Regions from separate parts of the Mus musculus genome. Here all the other regions are linked to region 3. The links are chromatin loops, found by intact Hi-C in ENCODE. Cell type or tissue: left cerebral cortex. All regions are shown on one strand. Links, peaks and the distances in the headings refer to the core of each region. The heading gives the core; the rest is flanking DNA.

Region 1 (7,471 bases), core at 1,706-6,705, 180 kb before region 3:
ACACACAAGACACAAGGAAGTAGGAGGACCCTTGTTGGGATGAGTGGTTTCAGTAGGGAGGAAGGGGATGAGTGAGGCAATGGGGATGGAAATGATTAGAATTCATCATCATCCATGCACAGGACAAAGAAGAAAGAGTGGGAATGTGGCGGGCAGAGGGAACAACGGTATAAATGTCCCGACGCGGGAGTGTGTGGGTGAGTGTGGTGAGCATGGTGAGTGTACAAATGCAGTAAGTGTGCAGGTGAGTGTGGTGAGTGTGCAGGAGTGTGGTGAGTGCAGTGAGAGTGCAGGTGAGTGTTTACAGCATCAGCTAAGGTTGAGGTAGCAATTGGCTTACAGTCCTAGGAGAATTCAGAGAAATGTATAGCTATGTCATATGTATGTACATTTCAAGAGGAAAGTATAAAAGTGTAGATTAGACCAATCTAGAGCGTGTGGTTTGGGAAAGGCTTCCTGTAACACAGCCAACAGGACTTGAAAGCCAGCAGGTTTTGAGCTGGGTTTTCCAGAGCTCACTGTGCACCAGCTGCTGTGCTATTGCTTATCTGTCCTGTGTTACTTTACCACAGATCGGCAAGGCATTTTGCAGAGGAAGAAACTGCAGTTTAAAGAGTGGCTGGCCTGTAGTCATCAAGCCTGCAGACAGGAGAGGCAACACCCAGACTCAGGTAAGCCAGCCTGGCTTTGTTGGAGAGTGGTCAGGGTTTGGTATTTGGGAGCCATTCATACCAATGGAGATGGGACAGAAATTGTGGATTCTGAGGAGGTTATGGCTGAGGTATTGATTGATATGTGTATGTGGGAAGAGAAGCGCAGCGGGAAGATCCCCAGAGCATGGGGCTGCTGTAAGGCTGCACCCCTGCTCTTCCTCACTCTTGCCCCAGGTGGCTCTGAAACGTTCTAGGTGTGCTGTACCAGAGTACCAGAAGCGAGAGTTGCCAGCATTGCTCTCAGGAGGAAGGTGCTTTCTTCATGCCCATTATCCAGCTGCATGTAGGTTCTGAATGCTCGTGCCGAGATTTATGTAGCAAACTAAAGGAGCAGGAACGAACATGCAGAATGTGGTATTGATGCTGGTGGCTGCTTGCTTGGTATTCAGCTCAGAGCCTCTGGTTTTCTCCTGAGGCCAGCAATCACCTCTCCAGGTTCAGTTGTTCTGCAGCCTGACCTTCAACACTATCCATCTGCTGTGGAGATACTTGCTCCTAACTGAAGCACTGGCTCCTGAGAGGCAGAGCAAGGGAAGCTCAGGAGCAACTTACTAGGCATGAAAGCCCAGAACCCCCAAGACTTATTGACTGACTCCAAGGATACATAAGCAGTAAGCTGGGGGAGAAGAGACTTGTGGGTCAGGGAGCCCCAAGGTGTAGCTTTGATAACTTGTACCCAAGCGGGGTTGAGCATTTCAGCTTTTGAGTCACCTGTGCCCTGTACCTGACTAAGCTAGACTTATTTGGAGTCATTTCTGTGGGTTTTTTTTCCCAACATATTTTTTGGGGTAACTAGATGTTTGCTCACATCTCTGCAGGAAGTCACACAACAGCACATGAGAGATATTCCTGCTCATACCTGGTGCACTTGGGTCACAGTGTGTCCTGGCTGAGCCCTCTGAGCCACTGGTTTCGTGGTGACTGTTCATCACTGGAACTTTCTGTTAGCTGAAGAAGCTCATGGCTATTTCAGCTAACAAATAGCAAGTCTCACAATGGTTTAGGCTTCACTTCCCTGCCTTTGTTTCCTATTCCTAAGGGGCCTTCCTTACCCACAGCCCAGTTCACTGAACTCAGCTCATCTTCATTTGCTGGTAGATATTTTCAGGGAGGCTCCTTCTGGCAGAAGACTCTAAGCAGTGTTGTCTCTATCATAAACAAGAGTCCGCATCACCCCATGTGCTAATCTAGAGAGTAGGCTTTGTTCTGAACCCTACTGGATACTACAGCAGAAACACTGTCACAGAAAACTAAACCATTTCCAAAGAAACTGTGTGCGCACGTGTACTTGTGCATGGACATGCAAATGCTTGGAGAACTTGGAAAACCAGTTCTTTCCTTCTACCGTGTGGGTCCCAAGGACTGAACTCAAGGTGTCAGGCTCAGCAGCAAGTGCCCTTAGTCACCGAGCCATCTGCCCAGCCCAAACAGGACTCTTAGCTGTGAAATTCAAGTTTATTAAAATAGGTATGGTAAACATGATGCAGTCTACTTTGCCAATGTTAGATCCATGCATTTTGTACATCACAGTGGGTAATACTACACAGACAGTTATGACTTTAAAAGCAGAGCATACAAAATAAAGCATCATAATTAAAAATTCTTCATGACAGAAAAAAAAAATAATGCCTAGTTCAAAGCCAGAAGGGGCCTTACAGCAAGACGTGTGGGGCTGAGCTGCCCTCTGATGGATCACAGGAGCTCCAAGGCCAAGTTGGCAAGTTCATTAAGCCCTGTACCCCCAAAAACCTGGGATGCAGACATCGGAGGACAGGTACTCTCATAGTTTAGAATAAAAGCTCACCACTGTGATCCTAATACCTTTCTTTCTAACAGTGCTAGGAATTGGACTTTAGGGCACCACAGATGCTAGGCAAGGGCTCTGCCATGTTCCCAGCACCCAAATACCTCGGATCTGAGCTTACACTAACACATCTTTACTTGAAATCTCAAGACATGAGAACTGGAAAGTGCTTTGTTTGTCTGTCCCTATTCCCACTTGCAGTGCTGGGGAGAGAACCCAGGGCTTTGCTATGGTAGGCAAGTACTCCACAGCGCACTCTAGTTCCAGCTCACCAGTGCGCTCATCCTTCTCCACTCTCTGTCCGGTGATCTCAGTGAGTGGTTGGCAGTGGCTCATGGTGGGTTTACATGGTGGGTTGTTCATGAGGCTTTACAGCTTTTATCAGCACCTTGGATTTCCTTGGGTTAGTGTGGCAATTTTCATGCATCTTGCAAACCAAGAGATATGAGTATACTACTTAGAAATTAAGGGACTGGGAGAAAGAATAAATTGAGGTCCTTCTATACATAAGTAAAAAAATTTAAAAAATTGACTACCCTGAGTTTTTTCTCTCTATGCAGTAAAGTGGTGGCCATGGTATTTGAGGTAAGAGGCAGTCAGTCTTAAGAAGGATCGGTATTGGGTGTGACCTTAGTGCAGTTCTCTTGTTCCTTCTGGAATGTTCATGAGGCAGTTGACTGACAATCATTCATCAGACTTAAGGAAATTTTGGAATAGGCACATGATCCAGAAACAGCTTGGCTTTGAAAAAGCTATCACATTGTAGGGTGAGTGTAGGCCTTGAATCCAGTCTGTGCCCACACTTTCCTTCACACAAAAGCCACAGCCCATACTGGGAGCTGTGGAGGGAGGTGAGGAAGACCTTCCTTTCCAGCTGGGTTTGAAGGCTGAGCTGCTCTACCTTGATTGTCGGTCCCATTTTCGTGTAGCAGCTATTTTCCACACTGAGATGCAGCTGGACATGAGTATTTCTTCAGGGAACTGGGACTCCACTTCTGAAAGGATGTCACTGTCTTTAGTCTCCATGTAACTTACTAGAGTATCCTTGAGGCTGTGAAATCAAGGAACAAGAGAAAGTTTTTGTAACATCATAGCCAGGCCAGTGGTCATGCTTTGTGGTTCAAGAGGGGCCAAGATGCTTGCCAAGACCAGACATGCTGAGAATCTTAGGTCAGCCAAGGGCTGAGCTCCTGTGCTGGTCTGGGAGCCCATGCCCGAGAGCTGTTGTTTTTGTTTTTTCAAGACAGGGTTTCTCTGTGTATCCCTGGATGTCCTGGAACTCACTCTTGTAGACTAGGCTGGTCTTGAACTCATAGAGATCTGCTTGCCTTTGCCTCTCTAGTGCACCACCACTGCCTGGCTTCAGAGGGCTGTTTTATAACCCGAGACATGATAAAGCAGACTCTTGCTTGTAGTCTTCTCTGTAGACGCTTTATAAGGAAAAACTATCAGTTTACTTCATAAAACTAAAAGCTCGAGAACACTTGTAATACTGAGGAAAGGTTAGTTTCTTTCTCTACAAAGAGCTTTTCAAACTGTTAAGAGATAAGTAGACAGGGATGGAGAGATGACTTGGGAGGTACAAGCACCACTGCTCTTCATAGAGCTTGGGAATGATTCTCAGCACCCGCCTGGTGACTCACACCATCTCTATAGCTCCAGTTCCAGGGAGCAGACACTAAAGCGTTGACAGACTTATATGCAGGCAGCACACACAAATACATATAATAAAAATTAAAGTAAGATAAGCAGCCTTCCCCCAAATAAACAAAAACTATCAAGAGACAATTCATTGTGCCATACACACATAGCTGATGAGTGTAAAATGTGCCCAGCCATTAAGTGCCTCAGAGTCGGGACGTACAAATGAAAAGAACATGCTGGTGTTGGACCACTAGACTGACAGACTTGGCAGAGAGGGATAACTGTGCCTTTACACACTGGGGTGGCTTTTACATAAGTCTACTTGTCATGAGATTATGAGTTTTGTTGTTTTCATGTGGCCCTGAGATTGGCCTCAAACTTGCTGTGTATGTAGCTGATGATGGACCTGAGTCCTAAACTCCTGAGTGCTGTGATTATAGGTATGTGCCACCATGCCCCATTTATGCAGAGCTGAGGAATGAACCCAGGGCTCCTTGCATACACTCTATCAGTGAGCTACATCCCCAGTCTGCCTTCCTGGTTGCTTGCCTTTTTGTGTGTGTGTGTGATATGTTACATGTGTGCACGTTTGTCCATGTGTGTCCAGAGGCCTAAGGGTGATATTTTATGTCTTACTCTGCCACCTTGCATCTTATTTCCTTGAGATAGGTTCTTACTGGCCCGGAACTTGCTTTTGCTTTTGTTAGCTGGCCAGTGAGTTCCCAGAATCTGCCAGTTGTCCCTACCATATACCCAGTCCTGAGTTATGGACATACACACTCAAGTTTTGATGTGGGTGCCTGATATCTAAACACAAGCTCCTACACTTGTACAAAACACACTCTAAGTCTAAGTACACTGTAGCTGTCTTCAGACACACCAGAAGAGGCCGTCAGATCTCATTACGGGTGATTGTGAGCCACCATGTGGTTGCTGGGATTCGAACTCAGGACCTTTGGAAGAGCAGTCAGTGCTTTTAACCTCTGAGCCATCTCTCCAGCCCAACAACACACACTCTTACCTACTGGGCCATGTCCCTAACCTCTGACTTTTTTTTTTCTTTTAATCATAAAGGATTAAAATCAAATAGAATACAAAAAACCAAAGAAGCCTGCTGTGGTGGTGCACACCTTTAATCCCGGCAGAGGCAGAGGCAGATCTCTGAGTTTGAATCTAGCCTGATCTACAGAGTGAGTTGAGTTCCAGGACAGCCAGAGCTATACAGAGAAATTCTGTCTTGAAAAACTGAAAACCAAAGCAAACCAAATCTATAAAGTATCCAAGGCATGGAGAGTTAGCAGAAAAAGGGTCTTGGATAAGGCAGGACTACCTTCAAGCCTAGGGGAAGCCACCAGCAGGCAATGGGACATTTGCCAGCAGCTGTACAACGCCCTACCTCCAATTGGGGTTGAAGCTGTTCGCAGCCCGGGGGCCCTTGAGCTTGAGCACAATCATCTCATGGAGCTCCAGGAGGAAGGCGTCTAGGCCTGCCTCATTCAGGAATGTGCCCAGGAGTCTTTGGTGCTGTGTGCTGAGCTCCTCTTTGTATTGCACATCAATTTCCCGAAATAGCTCCTGAAATGAAGGATGGACAAGGGTGGGTAGAGAGATAAGGCCCGGGAAGAGTGCCGCCACAGCCTCACAGTGGAAGCAGAGGTGAGACTCACTTTGTTCAGTCGCAGCCGCTGTTCTGACTTATGTGCAGATAGGAACTGCCAGAGAGCAATGATGTGTCTCAGCTGACATCTACTGAAGGCCTGAAAGAAACAGCGTCATCCATGTGCATCACGGAATCCAAATGCCACACCATAGGCACATTCCCCCATTTCTGTCTTGAGCTCATTCTAGTTCCCTTGTCATGACCTATGCCTGTCTCTTCATGACATCACACATTGTACAGTTGCAGTGCTCACAGATGGTGGGCCCTGCCTAGAGATGACATCATAGAGCATATGTCAGTCTACTGATCCAAGTATATGGTGTACAGGGCAGACTGATTGTGTGAGCAATGTTCTTGATTCTTCCTGCTTTGGGGAGTTCCTACATTAATGCATGGTGGAATTAGGAAGTAAGCAGGAGCTTTTGACAAGGGTCATGCTGATTCCCATGCAACACTTTCCAACAGGACTCCCCTCCCTCTTTTGAGACATGGTCTTACTCAGAAGCCTAGTATGGCATGGAACTTACTGTATAGCCCAGGCTGGCCTGGGAGTTGCAATCTCCCTGCCTCTTCCTCCTGAGTACCGGCAATACTGGTATACCACCAGGCTTGGCACTAGTGCTTACCTTTAAGACCTGAGCTGTCTGATCACACATCCGTAGGACTTCTTCGATGTACACATTCAAGTCCATGCCAGGATCCCCACCAGCTGTGCTCAGGAAACCCAGAGTGATTTCTATGATAGACAGGGCTTCACAGGCATCACTATAGGACTGTAGCTGTCCGCTGATGGTACTGATTGCTAAGTTAGGGAGTGAGCTCTGGAGAATAAAATGGAAGGCTCGGGTTAGGGTTGGGCTTGTTTCTCACCAACTGAGAAGAGATTAGCTTTGTCACTGCTGAAGCTAGAGCTGGGACAGGCTCTCCAGAAGGCACTAGCCTGATGCAGGCAGCACTCCAGACTCCACAGACATAGACAAACTTATAGAACCTCAAGACAACACTATTAAGTTCTTTGGCTGTTTAGCCACAGCACACATAACTGTGATATATTACCAAGAAACCAGTCCCACAAGATGTCAGTATATTTAAAATCAGCTAAAAAAAATTGGTGATCTGCTGTCCTGCTTTCCTTTGTGGAAAGCACTGGACTCACAGGAGTCTCAGGATTCTTATGAAGACACCGAGACGCTAATGTTCACAGTAGCTATGATGCAGCTGGAGCTGTCTTTAGTAGCTCGAGCCTCTCAGCAAGAGACAAGGGCTATCAAGAGCACCTGTGCCATTTTGTTCTTGATGTCCATGAAGAGATGCTCATAGTTCCAGTCCCGTCTGTATACCAGGGTGGGTATTCCCTAAAGGGAGAGAGAAAGTTTTAGAGATAAAATAGAAAAAAATTGATAGAATATAGTGGGTATATTCACTAGATGGCAAACACATCTTCCCTCAGTGACTCAGTAGCAGAACCCAGCTATTCAAGACATTTCTGGTAAAGCCCGCAGTGTTGCCCCAGGATGTCTATGCTGAAGATGCCATCTTTAGAAACAGTGACACAACAGTGAAGCTTTGCTACAGTGGCTTCAGAGATCCTGCTGTATGGAACACTGCAGCACACTGAGTGTGCAAGGGGCACCAGGAGGACCAAGTGTA
Region 2 (7,471 bases), core at 1,706-6,705, 59 kb before region 3:
CTCTCCAGCCCTGAGACCTAGTCTTTTGTTTGTTTGTTTTTTGTTTTTCGAGACAGGGTTTCTCTGTGTATCCCTGGCTGTCCTGGAACTCACTTTGTAGACCAGGCTGGCCTCGAACTCAGAAATCCGCCTGCCTCTGCCTCCCGAGTGCTGGGATTAAAGGCGTGCGCCACCACTGCCCGGCCTGAGACCTAGTCTTAATGAGGAGAGGCCAGGGGACAATACCCTTCTGCAACCTTCCCCCCTCACCCCCACACTGCACGCCAGGAGACTCAGCCTGAATAAATGTGGCCGTGAGCAGGGATGAGCTGCAGTTATACCGGGAGCACTTAGTAACAGTGAGGGACGAGCTTACAAGCCGTGGAGAAAAGGGTCAAATGCAGGTAACAACAGGAGCACCCTCCCGTTGGAGCGACCCAGAACGAAGGCCAGAAGACCGCAGACAGAACCTCTAAAGCATCAAGGGGAAAAAGAAAGTAGACTTCTATACTTCTTCTGTGAGAAAAAAGAGACACATGATCCTCAAACCCTAAAGAACCGGGACTTAGCTAGCGATTTACTGCTATCCACAGACACCATGACCAAGGCAACTCTTATTGTTTGGGTTGGCTCACAGGTTCAGAGGTTTAGTCCATTATCATCAAGGTGGGAACAAGGTGGGAACATACAGGCAGGCATGGTGCAGGAGGAGCTGAGAGTTCTACACTTTCACCTGAAGGCTGCTAGGAGAAGACTGACTTCCAGGCAGCTAGGATGAGGGTCTTATAGTCCACACGCACAGTGTCACACCTTCTAATAGTGCCACTCCCTGGGCTGAGCATAGACAAACCATCACCAACCATGAAGTACAACCTCAGGCTCTAATCAGTTAATAAAGGTAATAAGGGGGTCATAAAGGGCTCATCCAAGACAAGGGTTGAACACGAAAAAACAAAGCCTGGAGACACACAGCACAACACACCCATGGACGCTAGAGACGTGAAAGGCATAAATTTCAACCAGAACAAAGCAGAGACTGCCATAGGGTACAGTAATATTATAAGAAATTAGACAAATAGGGATGGGATTATTAAATCTACTCTTAAAAGGATTTTAGAGCCACAATCTTACATTGGTAGAGATCTTCATATCTTCATATTTTGATGCAGAATTGGGGTTATATTTTCTTACACTGGTACAGAATTGGGTATATTGAAACAGGTTTAGGTTTTCCATTGATATAAATCTTTTTATATTGATAGAAAATTTAAGATTCCTTTTGTTACTCTTAGATACGCATCATGCCTAGGCAACTCATTTAAAATACAAGGTTTAATCCCAGTCCTTCTAATAGCTGCTATTCCAAACTGTTTAGGATGATGAACAAGTTGATAGTCAGTCAGTCAAACTCATAGTCTATTAGACATATGAGTCGGGATTATCACAGAAATATACGCCCTGGGTTGCACAGAAAATAGGTAGCTGGTGACAGGCAATGTTAGCTTGTTCAGATATGCTATAAATAGATAAATGGTCTTCAAGAGCATTGGAGATACACAGAATATGGCATTGAAAATCATTTCATGGGCTGGTGAGATGGCTCAGTGGGTAAGAGCGCCCGACTGCTCTTCTGAAGGTCCAGAGTTCAAATCCCAGCAACCACATGGTGGTTCACAACCATCTGTAACAAGATCTGACACTCCCTCTTCTGGAGTGTCTGAAGACAACTACAGTGTACTTACATATAATGAATAAATAAATCTTAAAAAAAAAAAGAAAAAGAAAATCATTTCATGGGGCTGGCGAGATGGCTCAGCAGGTAAGAGCACTTACTACTCTTCCGAAGGTCCTGAGTTCAAGTCCCAGCATCCACATGGTGGCTCACAACCACCTGTAATGAGATCTGATGCCCTCTTCTGGCGTGTCTGAAGTCAGCTACAATGTTAATAAATAAATCTTTAAAAAAAATAATTCCATTATTAAAAGATCTTTTGACTATGAGACAGTTCTGCTCCTGATTGTACCCCTCCCTATCCCAGTTCAAGGAAGTTAATGGACATCAGTATCTCTGTGTGGAGTTGCTTCAATTGTGGCAAACTAGCCACTGGGCAAGGAATCCTCTAACTTTATCTGCAGACAGAATGCTGTTCAAAAAGGACAAACAGATGCAGGATAGCTGACTACTAAGCTCTGCCAAGACAGGGCAAGCTAGTCCTTCAAAATTCCTGCTTTACTGAAGGTCTGTCAGAAGTTCAGGGCCAGAAGGCTGAAGATAGATGCTCCAACATTATAAGGAATATTGGGGACTCTCCAGGTGGCAAGCTATCTCTGTCATTTCTATGATTTTTGGAATCTGTATCCCTGTGCTTCCTGCGTACTCAAATAATATTTATTCCTACTCAAATCTCAGACAGGGTTGAAGACTAGGTAGTTATAGCCTCACAAGTAAACTTAAGTTGTTTAGGATTTTGTTTGTTTGTTTGTTTTTTTTTTTTTTTGGTTTGGTTTTTCGAGACAGAGTTTCTCTGTATAGCCTTGGCTGTCCTGGAACTCACTTTGTAGACCAGGCTGGCCTTGAACTCAGAAATCTGCCTGCCTCTGCCTCCCAAGTGCTGGGATTAAAGGCGTGCACCACCACGCCCGGCAAGTTGTTTAGGATTTTAAAAGGATGTTTTTAGGATGGTAATACAGGTTAAGATTTTTAAAAAATTGATAAAAATTCTAACTCATTAAGATTGGATAGAGAGTGAAATACCTCATCTAAGTTACAAAATACAAGCAGACCAGACTTTTTTTTTTTTTTTTGGTTTTTCGAGACAGGGTTTCTCTGTATAGCTCTGGCTGTCCTGGAACTCACTTTGTAGACCAGGCTGGCCTGGAACTCAGAAATCTGCCCGCCTCTGCCTCCCGAGTGCTGGGATTAAAGGTGTGTGCCACCACGCCCAGCTCCAGACCAGACTTTTAAATGTAATTAGTTCTTAATAATTTTTAAAATCATTTCCAAATAGTTCCTACTATGTATCGTTTGTTACCATAAGAGAAAGAACCTTTTTAATTGGACAAAAAAAAAATGGGAAAACTTATGGGTTGGCCTGATGCTGCTTGAATTCTAATGCTAATACTGGTTCCTCAAGACCAAAGGACGACCCAAGTGACGCTATGTGACCTTGCCTCAAGTTATTTCTGACTGGTGAATAAAGATGTGGACAGTCAGTAGCTAGGCAGAAGAGGAATAGGTGGGTTTTAGGCTTCCTGAGCCTGGGGGTTCGGAGGAGAACCATGAGAGAGTGGAGAAGGTGAGGAGGGGGAGAGATGCCATGGGTTAGGAGTTAAGAAAACATGGCCTTGAGGGCTGGCCAATTAGAGCTAAGAGCAGCCCAGATGAAACAGTAGTTAGGAAAGTTGCTTCTAACAACATAAAGGGTAGGTATCTGCCAGCTCTTGTGCTGTTTAAGGCTTATTGTAAATAATAAAGGTTGTGTGTGTCTTTTCTCTGTGAACTAAATGGTCAAAGGCAGGATAGAAACTTTGGATTGGGATTAAACCTTGGATTTCTACAACAATAGGGCTTAAAAATAAACCACATTTCTCTGATGTCCACAAAAATCTCACCTTACGGAGACACGGTAGAGCAGAGGTTATTTCAAAAAGGAAAAAGAAACAATATAGACCCCATCTTACATGTTCATGTCCCTAGGGACAGACATCTCAGACAACTTCTGGATAGGAAAATAAACCACAGCCAGAGGTCCACATTCCTTTTTCAATAATTAAGGAACAGAAAAGAAAGTGACAAGAATACAGTAGCCTAGGGCAGTGGAGATGGCTCAGTGGTTAAAGGCACTTGACACTAAGTCTAAAGACCAGAGGTTGATCTCTGGGACCCACATAGTGGAAGGAGAGAACCAACTCCTGCAACATGTTCACTGATCTCCACACGTGCTGTCCGTGAGGGCAATGGCCACCTCACGGTCTAGAAGGCACACAAGTCTCAATAAATGAAATCTGCTTGTTTGTATGGGTTGTTTGTTTTTTTGAGTCAGGGTTTTTCTGTGTAGCCCTGGCTGTCCTGGAACTCACTCTGTAGACCAGGCTGGCCTCAAACTCAAGGATCAAGCCAGTCAATATTCCATCATAGGTTGAGAGGGGCTCATGAGATCCCACCCCTGCTGCTGGGGAAGAGAGGGTGGCCTCTGGGTAGTCTGCTCATGCTCCAGCAGAGAGCCCTACAGCACTGTGAAATGGATACAGCACTAATTAGACTCAGTGAGTTGCTTAGAAAATGTGAACCTGGGAGGGGACATGTGGAAGGCAGTCACCGATACATTGTATAAATGTATGAGAATGTCAAAGAATAAGTTAAAATATTTTAAAAAGAGGCCCGGAGAGATGACTCAAAGGTTAAGAGAATCCAGATTCAATTCTCAGCACCTATGGGGCCCCGAGAGCCGTCTATGGTTCCAGTTCTGGGGGATATGGTGCCCTCTTCTGGCTCCGTGGGCACTGCATGAACATGGTACATGCAAGCCAAACACATACATAAAAGTTTAAATATGTTTTTTAAAAGCAATGATCACTCTGTAAATAAATCAAAAGAAAAGACAAACCAGAGTTGTTTGGTCTCAGTGGGACTTAATTTTTTTCTGCTGCTATTTGTGCTACTGACTCTGCAGAGGCGCCCATCCCACAGTGGGGTCAGCACACCTCTAGTCTCTGACCACCAGATGGCAGCAACAGCGCCCCCGCTGCACTGACAACCATGCCTGAAAACTACCTGCAGCCCTGTGTCTTCAGCTCAGCATAGCTGGGAAGCCCCTATGCCCACAGCCCCGTCCATAGCACGACCGCTGTGGAACTGGCTCCTCTACCAGCAGGTCCCCTCACCTGTTGTGACAGTCCACACCAGCCCACGGCTGAACTTCACGGCAAGGGGCATCTCAGGATGGGGAGGAGGCATGTGTTCCCGCATACACTTCAGCACAAGCAGCAGCAACATGGAGGCCAGTCCGAGGACAGCGTCGCCTACCCTGCAGACGGGGGTGGGTGCATGCATGTGGGGATAAGGTGCAGAGGGAAGCGGGAGGGGAACCAAGAGGGAAGAGGGTGGGAGGAGGAGAGGAAAGAGGAGTGGTAGGGGAGGGAGTGGAGGGCAAGGAGGCGGGCAGTCAGCATGGGCTCAGTTTATGGCTGCTCTTTCCTTTACTGAGACAGGGTTTCTCTATACAGTTCTTGCACGTGTAATCCTCCTGCCTCAGCATCCCGAATGACAGGATCACAGACAAGAGAATAACTATCAGTGGTAACTTTTGCTGCAAGTCTCTCTCCCTGTCCCACTTTCTACCTTCTGAATAATCTCTGTCTCTATTCTATTTCAGAGCTACTCTGGCCTCTGAAGGCCACACCCCTGTGGGGCTGGGAGGTGAGAGGCCCCTCATCACCATGGTAACTGGACAATTGGCCCAGTTTTCCAGTCCTCTAGCCTATGGATGCTTAGTCTGTTCCCAAGAGGTTTGGAGACCTTGGGATTACATAGTCAGTGACACCCTGCCCACTGCACTAACTGTAATGAGTGTGAATAGCCAGTCTCACTCCCCTGCCATCACCAGGGCAGACAGGAAGCACCCTGCCACTGGCTTCAGGCCTTGGGGAGCCCAGCAGATTGCCCTGAGCTTGGGTGGCTCCCCAAATAATTTCTGGCATAAGGAAAAGGCCATGCATCCTGGCTCCCACTGGGCTGATGCGGTGGGTATTTAATTCTCTTGAGAAAAGTCTCCCTATGGGTTCCCCAGCCCTCTCCAAGGCTCACTGGCCCTGCCCACTGCCCCTGTACCCTGTATCAGCTCTTAGTGCTGTGTCTGTGGTCTCATCCTCACTGAGAACTTTGGAAGAGAGACACTGTCTGGCCTTTCCTGACTAACTGGCTCGAGGAAGGCTGTCCACACTGCCCAGGTCCTTGCTACAATGCTGCTAACACTGGCTCTGGCCTGGCCTGGGTGTCTAACTTGCGGCAGGATGATGGAAGAGCTCTGCTTCCAAGGGCCCATGTGAGAAAGAACAAATGTCACCTGGATGGGGATGAAGGTGGGGGTGACGAGGGCGTCTGGAAGGAAGGACATAAGCCAACAGGTACCTGGTCTCTCCGATGTGGAGGAAGGTGTGGTACACCTGGAGGAAGAACTGCCGGGGGATTTTCTGCAATCCCAGCAGGTTCTGTTCAAACAGAGGAACCATCAGACCGCCCACCAGAGGCCAGCTCCTCACACACTCTCCCCTGCCTCTCCCTCTCTATCAGGAGAACCCCTGGAGTCCCATGCTGGACCCCCAGTCCCAAGGGCCATGCTGTCTCTGGCTCTGAGGAGACTACCAGATGATCCCTAAAGGCCCCAAAAGCCAGAGATGGAGTTTTCTTAATACAAACAAAAGGCCAGTGTGGGACACCCCAAAGCAGGGAAACCAGCTCTGCAGCTGTGTGGTCAGACACTGGCCCAAAGTCATGGCTGTCACTTGTAGCACCAACCAGAAGGAAAAATCACACCCGCCACAACACCATCTGCGCACCACTGGGCAGGCAGGGCTTCCAATCCTTGGTTTTGTTTGAGTGATGACTCGAGGTCTGGGGGCAGGAGAGGGGTGACATGCTGTGCTAGCCTGACACTGTTGCAAACACTGAGGTGTGACACTCTGGGCAAGTAAGCAGAGATGTTTTGTTTTATTTTAAAGATTTACTTATTCATTCACTTATTTTATATGAGTACACTGTAGCCATCTTCAGACACACCAGAAGAGGGCATCAGATCCCATTACAGATGGTTGTGAGCCACCATGTGGTTACTGGGAATTGAACTCAGGACCTCTGAAAGAGTAGTAGGTGCTCTTAACCGCTGAGCCATCTCTCCAGTCACTAATCACATTTAAAAAACAAAAAACAAAACAACAACAACAACAAAAAAAACAGGTGGGCAGCTAGGATTACAAAACGAGGTACAGAGAAGGATCCACCTGTTGGCATTATGATCCCACAAGAAACCATTCAATTCCCATGAGGGAAAGGAAAAAATAAAAATGTACTCTACTTATGCACTAACAATGAATTAGGTTGTTTCTCAAATAAAGACAGGGACTCCCAGAAAAGACACCAGCATACCCTGATGTGTGTATGTGACTCCTCCTCACACACACACACACACACACACACACATCTTGCTATGCTGTTTGTTTGTTTTAAAGTGGAGCTTGTCATTTAAGTGTCTGGTGTCTGTTGGGAGTTAGACACGTGAAAGTGTGACCTGGTGCCTAGCAATCGGGGTGGGAGAAAAAAAGAAGAAAGGAAAGAAAAAAGAAAGAAAGAAAACACCGGCCAGCGCACACACATATCCATACTCCTATCCTAAATTCCCAGGCCTCACAGAGAGGTGGAGCAGCCCTGACCTCGTGGCAATACAAGGTGGTGACACAGGGTCACGAGCGAGGGGTGTGTCCCTGAGTGGGCCAC
Region 3 (7,471 bases), core at 1,411-6,410:
CACACATACACACATATACACACACTCACACACACACAGTGGATGAGCTGGGTGTGGTCCCAGCTGGTTGGGAAGCACCCACGACCTTAATCCTGGGCAGCAGAGCAAGACTTGGTCTCAGAAAACAAACAGAAAGTGGGGCTGGTAGGAGGGAACTTATAAGGTTAGAGATAGGGGTGAGTCCAAATGAGAAAGAAAATTTGCCTCAGATCTGGCACCCTCGGGGTAGCCTTAGCTCTCTAGAATCTTCTCACCCTGCCCAACACTAGAGTAGCCTTCCTGCATGCACGGTCCTCCTCTTAGGAGACCTTCCCGTCAGTCAGCCTTCTCAGAACCCAAGGCTCAGCCTCTTGCTTTGTCTGATAGGAAGAAACCTCTCTTCTCTCCCTCTCCCTCTCCCTCTCCCTCTCCCTCTCCCTCTCCTTCTCCCTCTCCCTCTCCCTCTCCCTCTCCCTCTCCCTCTCCCTCTCCCTCTCTCATACACACACATTCTCTCTCTTATACACACACACTCTCATGTACACATATACACACTCTTACATATGAACACACACACTCTCATGTACACATATACACACTCTTACATATGAGCACACACACTCTCTTTTATACACATACACACACATATACACAGTCTCTTACACATGATCATACACTGTTTCTCCTCTCTCTATCTTATACACACACACATATACACACTCACGCACTCTCACCCACACGTATACACACTCTCTTACACATGAGCACACACACACACACACACACACACACAGCCTGGACGGAAGGTTAGAACACGTGGCTGACATATGTAGCAGCTAAGCCGAGGGCCACCCAGCCAAGAGGGGAGGACGGTCCCCTTTGTATTCTTCTGCTAAAATCCAGTCCCTTGGTCCCAGAAATATCAGTGAGAATCCGTCCACTGCCTCCAGACACCTGCTTTCCCCTCCACTCAACCTCAGTAACCCGAAGGTGTGACCATAAATCCCAGCATTCCTTCCACCCGTCAGCCCCTCTGGCTCTGTGGGGGGATGGGTGCAGCAGCTCGAGAATGTTCCTGCGCTTTAATCAAGCACAGCGAGACAAACCGTTCCCTTCATTTCCCAGGCGCCATCTCCTCTCAATGAGGGAGATGGCCGCAGCCCCTCTTTGCCTCAGAACAGCTGGGACCCTGTCCTGACCTGTCCATTGTCCTGACCTGTCCACAGTCCCTCTGGCATGCTGACTGGTTCTGGTGGGACAGACTCTGCATTTGCCTTCCTGTCCTGTAGCAGTGATGGTCGGAGGCTCAGTCTTAGGCTGGGCTGGGCTGTACAGCAAGTGAGGAGCAGGTTTGATGGCACAGTCATCTGGGATCTTCCCACAGGAGCAGGGCCTTATATACAAGGCTTAAGTGCAAAGGGAAGGGCCAGCACATTCCCTCCTCTTGGGTCTGATTGGCTGATGTGAGAGTTGCCACCACCTGTTGGGAGATGCCAGGTATCTGGTCTCCCCACTGAGGGCTGTGATAGAGGGTGTGGTGGCAGCCAGGAGAACCGTCCCTCCTTCCTGAGCTGTCAGCCCAGTTCATTTGCCTCTACTCTTGGAAAGAACCTAGGAGGGTTGAGATGACTTCGGGGCCTTCCTCGTTCCCATAACCAATTACAGGAATTGCATAATGATTCCAGCAGGCCCATTAAAGGTCAGCATGTCATAAGGGGACTTGGGCTGTGCCAAAAGGGACTCTTTCTGGAATCTAATTGCTTTACTGGCTGGGATCCTTACATCTACATCCGTGGTCCTCCTCTTCTGCACAGTGGCTCTTTGACCCCTCCCACTGCCAGCACTCAACACAGCAGGCAGTGACCCAAGCACTCCCTCTGGTGTGCGGGCACCCAAGAGTGCAGTGCCCAGTCTGCAGTGCTTATGGGGTACCTGCTGAGCGCCCACACCTCTCACCTCCTTTAGGCATGCAGGCCTCCTTCCAAGTCTGAGGCTCCGGGCTTACTCCTACACCAGCCTTTGCACCTGCTGTTCCCGCTGCCAGGAACTTCCCTCACCTCCTTCTGACACCACTCCAGGTCCAGCTTCCCATAAAAAAGGCCCTTCCAGGCCTTTCTATTTTAAACTGCAGGCTTCTCGTCTGGGCCCTCCCTCCCCCTTGGCCTGTTTCACTTGTCTGCCCAGATCTATTTTGTGGTCTGTTTTTATTTTTTTCTCCCCCATGGCACATGACAGTTCTCGTCTTTCTTGTTCTCTGTTCAGCCCCACCCCTAGGACAGTTGCATGAATGTGGGGCAATGGAATATGCACAGACGGCCTGGTCTCCAGTCGAGCTGAGGCCATGAACCTTGGTGAAACCCGGTGGTGGTAATTTTCGCCTACATGGAATGGAAGGAGTTCTCTCATGTCTCCTAGACCCCTGGCTCCTGTCGAAGTTACTGCCCCCACAGCCCCCACAGGAGAGGCTCATGGCTTTCAGTCATGTAGACAATGTCCCAAGCTTCTGACCTTCAGGCTAGACTCCTCACAGTTACCTAGCAACAGCAAGATAACAGCCCACTATAAGAGGGGCTGCTTGGCCCCTCCTCGTTTTCTAAGCTCTCTTTCTCCAAGCTTTTACCTCTCTCTAAGCCTTCACCTTTCTTACTCTCTAACTCTCTCTCTCTCTCTCTCTCTCTCTCTCTCTCTCTCTCTCTCCTTTTCCCCTTCTCTCCTCTTGGCCACGGCTGGTCTCTCTCTCTTTATATCTCCTCTCTTTTCCCCTGCCTTTCTACAATAAAGCTCTAAAACCATAGACTGTCTCTGCTCATCAAGACCCAGACTAAGGACTTGGCCTGTGTGGGAACCACCCAGCACCCCTCCTCTTTCCCCCTGCCCCCTCTTCCTATATCTCCAGGGCCTAGTGCTGCCCCGGGGCCCCTATTCTGTTCTCAGCTCCTCCGCCGCATCCAGCGAGAACCTGGTACTGGGGGCTGCCCCTTATCCACCCCCTCAGGTGTGAGGTCAGTGGCTTCACACAACCAGATGCCCACCCGGGGCTGCGTGGAAAGGCTCTCTCCCTCCCCTCTCTCCCCCTACACCCACGGCCCCACACATGAATATTGCCTGAGTGAATGGATAAAACTATGTCAGGCTGATAGATGCTGATCAGGGTGGAAGGATGTTCTTCCTGCCTGGGTGGGAGGACCTTAGGGATTTTCATCTGCTCTTCAGGTCTCAGGCTAGTCTCCCAGGTCTCAGGCTAGTCCCCCTGATGAGGAAAAGCCACAGCCACTTTGCCAGGACCACAGAGTCAAACAGAGCAAGAACCTCACCACCTCCTGGGCAGGTGGAGCCCCCCTGGCTTCAGGCTTCTCACATCTCCACATGCCCCTGCCTCATGTAAGAAGGCTCTCCTCACTAAGGCTCAGAAATAGAAAGCTTTATATAAACCTAGGAAAGGCAAAGAACTGCTGCCGTGCCACATGAAGGAGGAGGGCCCACTCAGTCACTGCCCTTAAAAAACCAGAGGCTGGCTGGAGAGATGGCTCAGAGGTTAATTGCACTGACTGCTCTTCCAGTGGTCCTGAGTTCCATTCCCAGCAAAGACATGGCCATCTAGAATGAGATCTGGTGCCCTCTGCTGGCCTACAGGCATACATGTAGGCCGAAGACTGTATATTTAATCAAGGGCAGGCATGGTGGCATAGACCTGTAGTTCCTGGTACTCAGGGGGCAGAGTGAGGAGGTCATGAATTCCAGACCATCCTAGGCTAGGAGAGTGGCGGTGGTGGTTGGGGGAGCCTTCCTGCATGCACTAGAGAGCGTGCTAAGTGTGGTGGTGTGACACTGGGCACTGACTTCTGTTGTCCTGCAGGGAGTTGACACTGGGAATGTGCAAATGCCAGTAGGTCCTCCCCCTTCATCTGCCTGACTATGCGGAGCTTGGAGGAGCAGCAGACAGCGATTCGCTCTGCCGCTGCTCTGTGGACTTGACTTCCTGCCTTGCCCTGGCACACTCGCTGCATTGGCACCCGGTGGCGGGCAGGGAGTCGGGTGCGCTGCACCCTGCCTGCTTAGGCTTCTGGCTGAGTGCTGAGAAACTGAAGGCAATGGGTTGGGAAAAGTCCTGGGATTCTTGTGCCCATGAGCAGTGGTCTGTGACACGCCAGTCCTCCGTGTAACCCCACCTCCACTCCGCATGGACTCTCCTCCAGCCTGCTGCTTTGCAGGCCCTGGTGTGTCTAATCTTTCCTCTCCCAGGGTGGCCCACTTGGCCAGTTCTTCCATTTCCACTCATGCTACGGGGTGATTCCAAGGCGTACTCCAGCCGTCCTGGCCTCTAGGACATTAGAGAGAAGAGCAATATTGCCCAAAGTTGCCCTCTGGCTGGCCTGGGGTCAGCACCTGTCCCTTTTCCACTCTGATCACCACTACCATAAGCCATACTGTCAAGGTGTTAGCTCCTCTCAGCCTGCTGTGACCACCTTGAGTGGTGTCAGAAGCTGTGTTCCTGTTCCTGGAAGTGACTCCCAGTTGCAATCCTGAGGGACACTGGGTAACTACCAGCAGTGTGCCCTGAGGCTTTCTGCAGCGAGTTAGTTGGAGTTTCTGCTTTGTGTCTGTAGCTCCTGGAGTCTAAAGAGGTTATATATTTTTCTTTATGGTTTCTGTCTTTCAGACTTTTGTTGCACTTTGAGACAGCTCTTTATGGGTGGCTCTGGCTGGCCTGGAGCTCAGTAGAAGCTGAGAATGGTCTTGAACTTGGAATGAAACTCCTGCCTCTGCCCCTTGAGCATCAGGATCACAGGCTGCCCTGTGCTATCATGCTGGGTGTGCTTGGTTGTGTGTGCATGCGAGCTCCCTTGCCCCCCAAAGCCCAGGCTGGTTAGGAACTCATCTTCCACCTGCTTCAGCCTCCTGAGTGCCAGAGACTACAGGCGTGTGCCATTGTGCCGGGCCTGTCTTTTAGGGTAGAGACTTAGTGCCCCCCGTTGTGTGGCAACGTTCTTTGTGTTTCCTAGAACTACCTAGAGCTTTGAGTGCCCGAGCCTCAGTGAGGAGAGCCTTCTTACATGAGGCAGGGACATGTGGAGATGTGAGAAGCCTGAGGCCAGCAGGCTCCACCTGCCCAGGAGGTGGTGAGGCTCTTGCTCAGTTTGACTCTGGTCCTGGCAGAGTGGCTGTGGCCTTTTCCTCCTCAGGGCGACTAGCCTGAGACCTAGAAACTAGCCTGAGACCTAGAAATTAGCCTGAAACCTGGGGGACTAGCCTGAGACCCAAGAGAGCAGATGAACATTCCTGAGGTCCTCCCAGGCAGGCAGGGGACTGAACATCCTTCTATCTGGATCAATATCTTCCATCTGGATCAATATTTACTTCAGCAGGAACCAGGTGCCAGGGAATGCTTGATTTGCTCACCCAGAAAATATCCACGCAACTGTTTTAAGCTTCCCTCACCCCACTTTCCACACCCCATTTCCCCTCACCCCACTTACCACACAGGGAAACTCCATGCCAGCAGCTCCCTCTGCACCCCCCCTACTCCCCCATCTTGTGACCCAGAAATCTTTGTAATCCTGACAGCCCCACCCAGCCTAGCCATCAGCTCTGTAAACTTCCATCTAAAATTGTCACAGAACCAGGAAGCGGCCCCGGCCACCATCCCCTCTCTTCATCGCTTCAGCATCTCCTTCCCATCTCTCTTTGTAGCTGGGTCACTTTTACAAGTCAGGGATCAATGGCCGTCCCCAATCCTGCCCCATCTGGACGGGGTGCTGTGGCCATCGCAGTCTGTGAGACCCTGCAGATGAGGCGGCCCTTCTCATTTCACCCTGTCCGTGCTCACTCTCACTGCCCCTTCCCTTCGAGCTCCTTCCCTGGGTCTGACTATGAACACCCCCCTCTCAAGTCAGGCGACATTTCCCTCCAGCCACCAAGTGAAACCAGCACCTCAGGAACTCAGTCTACCTTGTCTGTTTCGTTTACGTCACAGTAACTATGCATGATTATCTTATTTGTTTATGAGATAATTTTCCTTGGTCTTGCCCTTCCCTGGAATAAACATGCAATGAAGGCAAGTAACCCTTACCTCCAGTCCAGGACTGGAAATGGTTCCAGTACATGGCTGGGCAGGCCAGCTTAGTGTGTACGTGCAGAACCCCGGGCCCGCAGAGGGCAAGGTGAGGTCACAGGATGCTAAGCAGGGCTCCCCAGATCCTGCTAGGTGTGTTTGAGAAAGGAATGGCCGTGGGTGGGAACACTAGCAGAAGGCAATCCTTTGGGGACAACCTTTTGGATTTCCCTGTCCAATGTCGCCATCCTGGCTCCTGGAGCTCAGTTGGTGCAGATGGGCTCCTGAGCAGAACACGCTTTAGCATTATCTTGTCCCCTCAGAACCCACATGAGCTGGCCATGTTCCTGCTCAGCTGGACTAGGCCTGTACTCCTCCTCTTCCCCTGTGAGTAGTGAGAACATTGGAAACTGTTTACTTACATTAAGGAGACAGGGAAGCTGAACAGATATACCCAGGCCTTTTAGATTAAGCAAATACAAGTCCCCAAATACAAGTGGGTAGGCAATATGATACCAATGGGAAAGGGTCCTGAGACCAAATGTAATGGTGTCAAAATGACAAATGTTATCTTTGTCACTGGGGGCTTCTTCCCTTGAGAGGCCAAGGTGTCCAGGGCTAAAGAGCCCAGGTCCTAGTAAGCAGGATAAAGCCACTGGAATATAAACTCAGAGTTGGACCAATTGTTCCCTTGCTGAAAATGTAGACTGAGCCCAGTCTTTCCATCAGTAAAATTGGTAAGGTGAGACATATGTTAGCATCCTCTGCTTCTAATGGTGATAGAGATTTATAAGAATCAAATTATCTGGGTGTTGTGCTATATACATCTTTGATCCCAGTACTCAGGAGGCAGAGGCAGGCAGATCTGAGTTCAAGGCTACCTGGGTCTATAAAGTGAGTTCCAAGACAGCCAGAGTCCTTACACAGAGAAACCCTGTCTCAAAACAAAACAAAACAAAATCTGTCAGCTTAAGCGCTGGAGTTGTAGATTGTCAAACAGGGCTGTCAGTTGCATGATGAGTGCATGTGTGTGGACCAGATGCATACAGGTGGTTTTGGAAGTCAGAAGTGGGCATCAGGTCCCCTGGAACTGGTTAAGTTATATGAAAGCCGTGCTGGGAACTGAATCTGCGTCCGCAAGAGCCGCAAGTGCACTTAACCGCTGAGCCATCCTTCTAGCCCTTACTGTGGTTTGTTTTGATAAAGACGGTGTCTTTACCTAGGCCATTCTGGCCTCAATCTCTGGGCACTCCTGCCTCCACCACCCAAGTGCTGGGGTCACAGGGTATATACACACCACCTTAGTCTTGACTGTTGCTTTTACGTGGATATTTATGCATAAAATACAATGTAACCAAGTCGACCAGATACTTTTAACAAGGCAAGTGACAAAGGCATACTGTTCATAACTGATAGATTACAGCTGCTTACTGATTTACA

What was found. A loop is a pair of places that touch in the nucleus more often than their neighbours do. Peaks named below come from ENCODE experiments on the same cell type or tissue, not always from the same donor. Only the 100,000 strongest peaks of a DNase experiment are listed, where the experiment ranks them.
Region 1: a loop joins it to region 3, with 3 times the contacts of the local background. A loop is called at or near these places in 5 of 42 quality-filtered maps.
Region 2: a loop joins it to region 3, with 6 times the contacts of the local background. A loop is called at or near these places in 11 of 42 quality-filtered maps.

Annotation. Positions count from the first base shown.
Region 1 is chr11:119,482,102-119,489,572 of GRCm38, reverse strand. Rnf213 (ring finger protein 213) reads right to left here. Exons shown (of 68, transcript NM_001040005.3): 64 at 7,099-7,176; 65 at 6,448-6,642; 66 at 5,829-5,918; 67 at 5,558-5,736; 68 at 2,155-3,568. The coding sequence ends at 3,415. It overlaps A930037H05Rik (RIKEN cDNA A930037H05 gene), which reads left to right. Exons shown (of 4, transcript NR_153849.1): 2 at 573-671. Among named protein-coding and RNA genes, the nearest start is that of A930037H05Rik, 5.4 kb to the left of the region's middle. In left cerebral cortex, for the core only: no CTCF peak of the experiment used is centred there; no DNase peak of the experiment used is centred there.
Region 2 is chr11:119,360,935-119,368,405 of GRCm38, reverse strand. It overlaps Slc26a11 (solute carrier family 26, member 11), which reads right to left. Exons shown (of 17, transcript NM_178743.3): 5 at 6,110-6,189; 6 at 4,864-5,006. Among named protein-coding and RNA genes, the nearest start is that of Slc26a11, 9.1 kb to the right of the region's middle. In left cerebral cortex, for the core only: CTCF peaks have their summits at 4,422 (motif pointing left) and 4,658 (motif pointing right); a DNase peak (open chromatin) is centred at 4,698.
Region 3 is chr11:119,301,645-119,309,115 of GRCm38, reverse strand. Card14 (caspase recruitment domain family, member 14) reads right to left here and starts at 1,348. Exons shown (of 23, transcript NM_130886.4): 1 at 1,179-1,348. In left cerebral cortex, for the core only: a CTCF peak has its summit at 3,594 (motif pointing left); a DNase peak (open chromatin) is centred at 3,580.